Regions from separate parts of the Homo sapiens genome. Here region 1 is linked to region 2. The links are chromatin loops, found by intact Hi-C in ENCODE. Cell type or tissue: GM12878. All regions are shown on one strand. Links, peaks and the distances in the headings refer to the core of each region. The heading gives the core; the rest is flanking DNA. Region 1 holds the start of PLCL2-AS1 (PLCL2 antisense RNA 1). Region 2 has its middle 98 kb from the start of PLCL2-AS1.

What was found. A loop is a pair of places that touch in the nucleus more often than their neighbours do. Peaks named below come from ENCODE experiments on the same cell type or tissue, not always from the same donor. Only the 100,000 strongest peaks of a DNase experiment are listed, where the experiment ranks them.
Region 1: it touches region 2 in a loop (2.3-fold over the local background); 4 of 110 quality-filtered maps call a loop at or near these places.

The regions. Positions count from the first base shown.
Region 1 is chr3:17,054,119-17,057,034 of GRCh38, reverse strand. The region is part of intron 4 of PLCL2 (phospholipase C like 2); the gene reads right to left. PLCL2-AS1 (PLCL2 antisense RNA 1) reads left to right here and starts at 2,451. Exons shown (of 3, transcript NR_046640.1): 1 at 2,451-2,509. RefSeq lists an enhancer at 2,426-2,615. In GM12878, for the core only: no CTCF peak of the experiment used is centred there; a DNase peak (open chromatin) is centred at 1,494; H3K27ac peaks cover 2,500 bases.
Region 2 is chr3:17,150,706-17,153,621 of GRCh38, reverse strand. No RefSeq gene overlaps it. Among named protein-coding and RNA genes, the nearest start is that of PLCL2-AS1, 98 kb to the right of the region's middle. RefSeq lists a silencer at 90-261 and enhancers at 1,648-1,817, 2,018-2,077, 1,616-2,117, 2,118-2,197. In GM12878, for the core only: no CTCF peak of the experiment used is centred there; a DNase peak (open chromatin) is centred at 1,801; H3K4me3 peaks cover 655 bases; H3K27ac peaks cover 1,718 bases.

The DNA of each region.
Region 1 (2,916 bases), core at 243-2,742, 97 kb after region 2:
TTTCCTGAAGCAAATATTTCCCTTCACCCAGGACAATATATTTCATGTGCACTGAAAGTACACCTTGATGATAAAGTCTGCTAAGCTTTGGCCCATCTAAAATGCCCTGTTCCTTCTGCTTAACTTATACAAATCCTGCATTCCCTCAAGCCCCTAGTTCAAGCTCCACCTCCTTTCCTAACAACAAAAGCCTCTGAGACTGCTCCTTTCTTCAAATTTCATTTATACCTGTTATCTATACCACTCACTTGGTTGTGTTTTACTGTAACTTTCCATGATGGTATAGACATTATTATCCTTTTTTTGCATCTCCAATAAGTAATTAGTATAATAACTTGTCATGAAACAAATTCCACAAATGCATGACTGTGTTTTTTCTTTAATATGTTAATATGTTATTGACACAGCACTGACCTATAATGAGAATACAGTGACCTATACTAAAAGAACATGGGTTAATTGAAGTTGCTTTATATTCCTTATTATTATAAGAAAGTTTATCTCCAAATACTGTTAAAACATTCTTAGAATGCATTTGTTCACTTTTATTCAATTATTTGTATATTCCCTTTTACAATCCCTTATATATTTATAATATACTATAGGATTTGTAGACCATAGAATTTGAGAGCTGGAAAAGCCTTAGAGATAATCTGGGCCAAATCACTTTATATTAAACCTAAGGATACCTAATATACACACATACATGTGTGTATATATATAACCTTCTGGTATTTGTATGAGAAAGGTGATTCATTTTGTCTGTGGACTTTACTTGAATTGTAGTTCTTCTCAGCTTTAATAAGAAATTATAATGGGAATTCTCATAACCAAATGGTTTATTTATGCAAGTGCCAGAGTTAAAAACAGCCTGAGAGTTACTCGTGACCCCTCTTCAGCAGAACATCTGCTGAGATGACCCTGAGAGTTGCTATTTAAATACAAGGGGATGCTTTCAGAGACTCCATGGGTTTACGAAGGAAGGAGGGAGGAAGATGTGACAAGAGAGCACAGTGTTGGGATTTAATCACAGAACAGGTACCCCGGGAAGGGCAAGTGTCCCCAAAACTTCCCTCCCCTTCATTTGTGGCACTGGGGAAATGTCACTGGTGAAAGCTATGTTCTATGCTGCTCTAGAAAGATAATTTTGCTGTCATTCAATCACACAGCTGGTGCATGCCTGAGTCTGAGCAGTCACTCACACTCTCCCTGTGAGAGACAGAGGAGAGAGGCTTAGGGAAAGAGCATGAACTCAGAAGAGGGCCTGCTCTGCTCTACCCTCAAAAGAGAAGTTCTCAAAACCTGAATGTGCTCACCACAATGCAAATTCCTGAGTCTCACTCCCAGATGGTCAATATTTTGGGAATGATGTAAAGAGACTGCATTTTCAACAAGCATTCCCAGGGGATTCTGATCACACGTATGAAAAATAACATTCGTGTGAAAGTTGATGTGGGAATCCTTCTTTTCTTTGCATGACTCTGTGAATATATGATGTGGGAATCTTAGAGCAGAATTAGGGTGAAGGTTACAGGGACGGTTGAGGTGTGGTGAGACAGCGGTTTCTAGAGACCAGTTGCTTATTTTGAAGTTTTTGCTCTGAATGAGTTGGCCTAGTTGTTGTCTTTGTGGTCATTTCCTCTGCCATCCCTTATCAGTGATGAAGGTCCTTAGTGAGGGAATTAAAATGAGAAAGAGGCCACTGAGGACCTTGCTACTTCTCTTCTTCCCTTGACTTCACTAATTATTAGTTAATTAATTAGTAAATGCCTAAAAGAAGATGTGGTGGTTCAATATCCAGTCTTTAAGAGAAAAGATGCTGTGGATTTCAAATGGGGCCTGGGAGTCTGATGCAGGTTTCCTGTGTCTCATCTTCAAAGTGTTAACTTTCCTCCTTGAAAGTAATGATGATGGGCTACAATTTATGTGTCCTGTAACATTGTATGGGATGACTTGTTTAATCTTTTAATCTTTTTCAGTAACTGTAATCCAGCCATTCCCAAATTGCTGTTTATGTAACTGATCTTAGTTCACTGTAATTTAGAAGGCATAGGGCCATCAGGGAATCACATAATCCACTGCCACTTAGAAGAAGGAAAATGAGGCAGAGAGGGTCAAGTGACTAAACTAAAGTCACACAGCAGGGACATGGTACAGAGGGCACCAGAACATGGGTCTCTCAATTCCCAGGAAAGAACCTTTCACTTCTGTAAAACAGAGCTGAGAAACATTCTGACATAAATGAGAACTGATACGATTTGGATCTGTGTCTCCATCCAAATCTCATGTTGAAATATAATCCCCAGTGCTGGAGGTGGGTCCTGGTGGGAGGTAATTGGATCATGGGGGTAGCATTCTCATAAATGGTTTAGCACCATCCCCCCTTGGTAGTATATAGTAAGTTCTCAAGAGATCTGGTTGTTTAAAAATGTATGGCACCTCCCCACTCTCTTTCTCCTGCTTGGGCCATGTGAAGATGACTGCTCCTGCTTTGCCTTCCACCATGACTGTAAGTTTCCTGAAGCCTCATAAAACAGAAACTGATACTGAGAAGCAGGGCATTGCTTGAAGATGTGAAAGCAGCTTTGGAACTGGTAATGGGCAAAAGTTGGAACAGTTTGGAGAGCTCAGAAAAAGACAGGAAGATGAGGGAAAGTTTGGAACTTCCTAGAGACTTGTTAAATTGTTGTGACCAAAATACTGATAGTGACATGGACAATGAAGTCCAGGCTCAGGAGGTCTCAGATGGAAATGAGGAACTTATTGGGAACTGGAGTAGAGGTCACTTTTGCTATGCTTTAGCAAAGAGCCTGGCTGCACTGTATCCCTGCTCTAGGGATCTGTGGAACCTTGAACTTGAGAGTGATGATTTAGGATATCTGGCAGAAGAAATTCCTAAGCAGCAAAGTGTTCAAG
Region 2 (2,916 bases), core at 255-2,754:
TATGTGTAGCTGCTCACTCCTCTCCCCCAGGAAACCTTAGATATGTTTTTTAAGCACACCCCAAAACTCTTTGACACCGGTCCCATGAAGAGGCCCTTGAATCTTGGCTCTGTGACTTCTCAACCAGTAGACTATGGAGGACATGATGCGGCATCAGATGGGACTACTTCTTGTCTCTTGGTACATTCACACTTGGAACCTGGCCACCATGCTGCAAGGAAGCCCAAGCAGCAATGTGGAGAGCAGCCAACAGTCAATAACAGCTTACAATACCATCTCGGAAGTGGATCCTTTGGCCTCAATGACACTGTGCAGAGCAGAGACAAGGTATACCCACCAAACCCTTCCCAAAGTACAAAATTGTGAGCAAACTAAATGATTGTTTTAAGCTACTGAGTTTTGGGGAAGGTCGTTATGCAGCAGTGGCTATTTCCTGATAACTCTGACTAGCAGGATCCATCTCTTGTAAACTCTCCCATCTTAGGACTGTACACGTTCTCCAGGCCTTTGTCCTACACCTCCCTGCATTCTGCTGAATATATTCATGTCCAAGTCCAGATTCTGCATTTCTTATCTTGAAAAGAGGGACTCTGAGCCTTAGCTATTTATTTACCCATATTTATGAGCCTACCATGTGCCAAACACTGTGCTGGGGGCTGGAGACATGCAGTGAACAAGATGGATAAGATGCCTGTCCTCAGGGAGCTTGCAGTCCAGTGGGAGAGAAAGGCAATGCCCAGTGAATGAATGAGATAATTTCAGATGGGAAGGATGTGGCAGAGACCCTTCAGGAAGCCCCAGTTCCCTTTCCCCCTGGGGAGGGACACAACTAGACCAGCCTCCCTTGAAGGGACTGAGCTTGGGCCACTGGAGTGTGAGGGGTGAATATGAATATGTAGAGGAGGAGGAGATGAGTAGATGACTCTGGGAGCCCAGAACGGTGGGGTGGGGGAGAGCGCAGAAACCACCTCCTCCCCAGATCTTGAGGACCAGCCAGTCCCAGGTTTTTCCTAAACCTCTTTGTCATTCTTTGCTTTCATTCCCATAAACGTTGCCCCTCCCACAAACATCACCCCTGGGGAAAGAGTCATAATCAACTCTGATCAAATCCCAGGCTGCTTACAGGTTGGGGAAAGATAGAAGCCAGTGTCAACCAACCCCAGTTCATTCAGAGATGTTAGTGTCCATCAGACACCAGTGCCGTGAGCCCTGCCTGCCTGACTCCTCCCTCAAGGTGCCAGGGGTCCATCTATCCCGCTGTCAGCCAATCAAGAGGGGACTATGAGCAAGACAAGCAAGCTCCAGGAGCCTCCATTTCCCCGTCGTTAATATTGGGGGGTGGGGCTGGGGCAAATGCCTAGCTTGGCCACCTCGCAGGGGTGTTGCAAGGGTATTAAGCCTGTCAAACTCCAGGCCCTGGGTCTGGCTGTCACCTGCATTAACTCCTCCCAGTCTCCCCATGGGGGCCGGTGATGGGGAAGGCAAAGCCTTGGGCTGATGTGGCCACATGTGTGCAGACAGCCCAGAAGCTCTGCCCCTCAGGACTTTCCCTCCCCCAGCACCTGAATGGCAGGATTTGGGTGGCTTCTAACTCCTGGAGGTGACAAGCTCTGCATGATCGCAGCAGCCGCTGTGCTTCCATCTACCGTGCAGCACCAGCACCAGGGACCAAACTCACCCTGTCACAAGATATGGAGGCATGTTCCTGGGCATGTGTGTGACTCACCCAGTGTCGCAGCGGTGGTGCGTGGCAAGGCTGCCGCTGGGTTTCTGAGAATCCTGCACCTCAGAGATTCAGAGAAACTCAGACTTTCAGAGAAAGTCTGTCCTGTCCGCTGTCAGCAGAGGCGTTAACCACAGAGCTTGCAGTGGGAGCCCCGAGAACTAGCTCAGCAAGGCCAGGCAGAGTTCATCCTTCCTGTCCCTGAGCTGCTCTGGGGCTGGAGGCCTCATGAAGCAGAGCCAGATGTTAGCTCTGTCCCTGGTGGCAGTGTGGACGTGGCAGACAGGTGAGAGATGGGCCTGCTGGAGTCGAACTGGGGATCCACTTTACCGGATTCCATGGGAACAAAGCAGATACAGGCCTCATGTTATGACCCCTCCTGCGTAGGCTGGGTTTGGTCCCAGCTCGTCCAGGAGACAGTGGGTAGGCCCCACTCTCTCTGACACTCCATCTGAAAAATAAGGAGGCTGGGGTAGAGCTGGCTTTTTTTTTTTTTTTTTTTTTTTTGAGACGATTCTCGCTCTGTTGCCCAGGCTGGAGTGCAGTGGCACGATCTCAACTCACTGCAACCTCCACCTCCTGGGTTTCAAGCAATTCTCCCACCTCAGCTTCCCGAGTAGCTGAGATTACAGGTGCCCACCACCACACCCGGCTAATTTTTCTGTATTTTCAGTAGAGATGGGGTTTCACCATCTTGGCCAGGCTGGTCTTGAACTCCTGACCTCATGATCCACCCACCTTGGCCTCCCAAAGCGCTGGGATTATAGGCATGAGCCACCACGCCCAGCCGAGCAGGCACTTTTTTCAAACTTTTTTGACCAGACCCCACAGTAATAAATACATTTTATGATGAAATTTGACTGGCTTAAAAATATATTCCATGATATATTAAATAGGATTGTGTCTGCTGCTATATAACACACAGGTTCCAAAATGTCAGTTGCTTAAAACAAGAGAAGTCCATTTCTCACAGACATAAGTATCAAAGTGAGGCTTCCTGGTTTGTGTGTGACTCTCCTCCATGCAGTGATTCAGGGACCCAGCCACATTGAGGCTCCATCCTTTAGGACTTTCCCACCAATGTCAGAGACACTTTGACTAAGAAGTAAAGTGTCACTTTTAATCACATTCCACTGGGAAAGCAAGTCACCCAGCGGCCCACCTAGACACAAGGGCAGCCCCTTCCTAGGGAC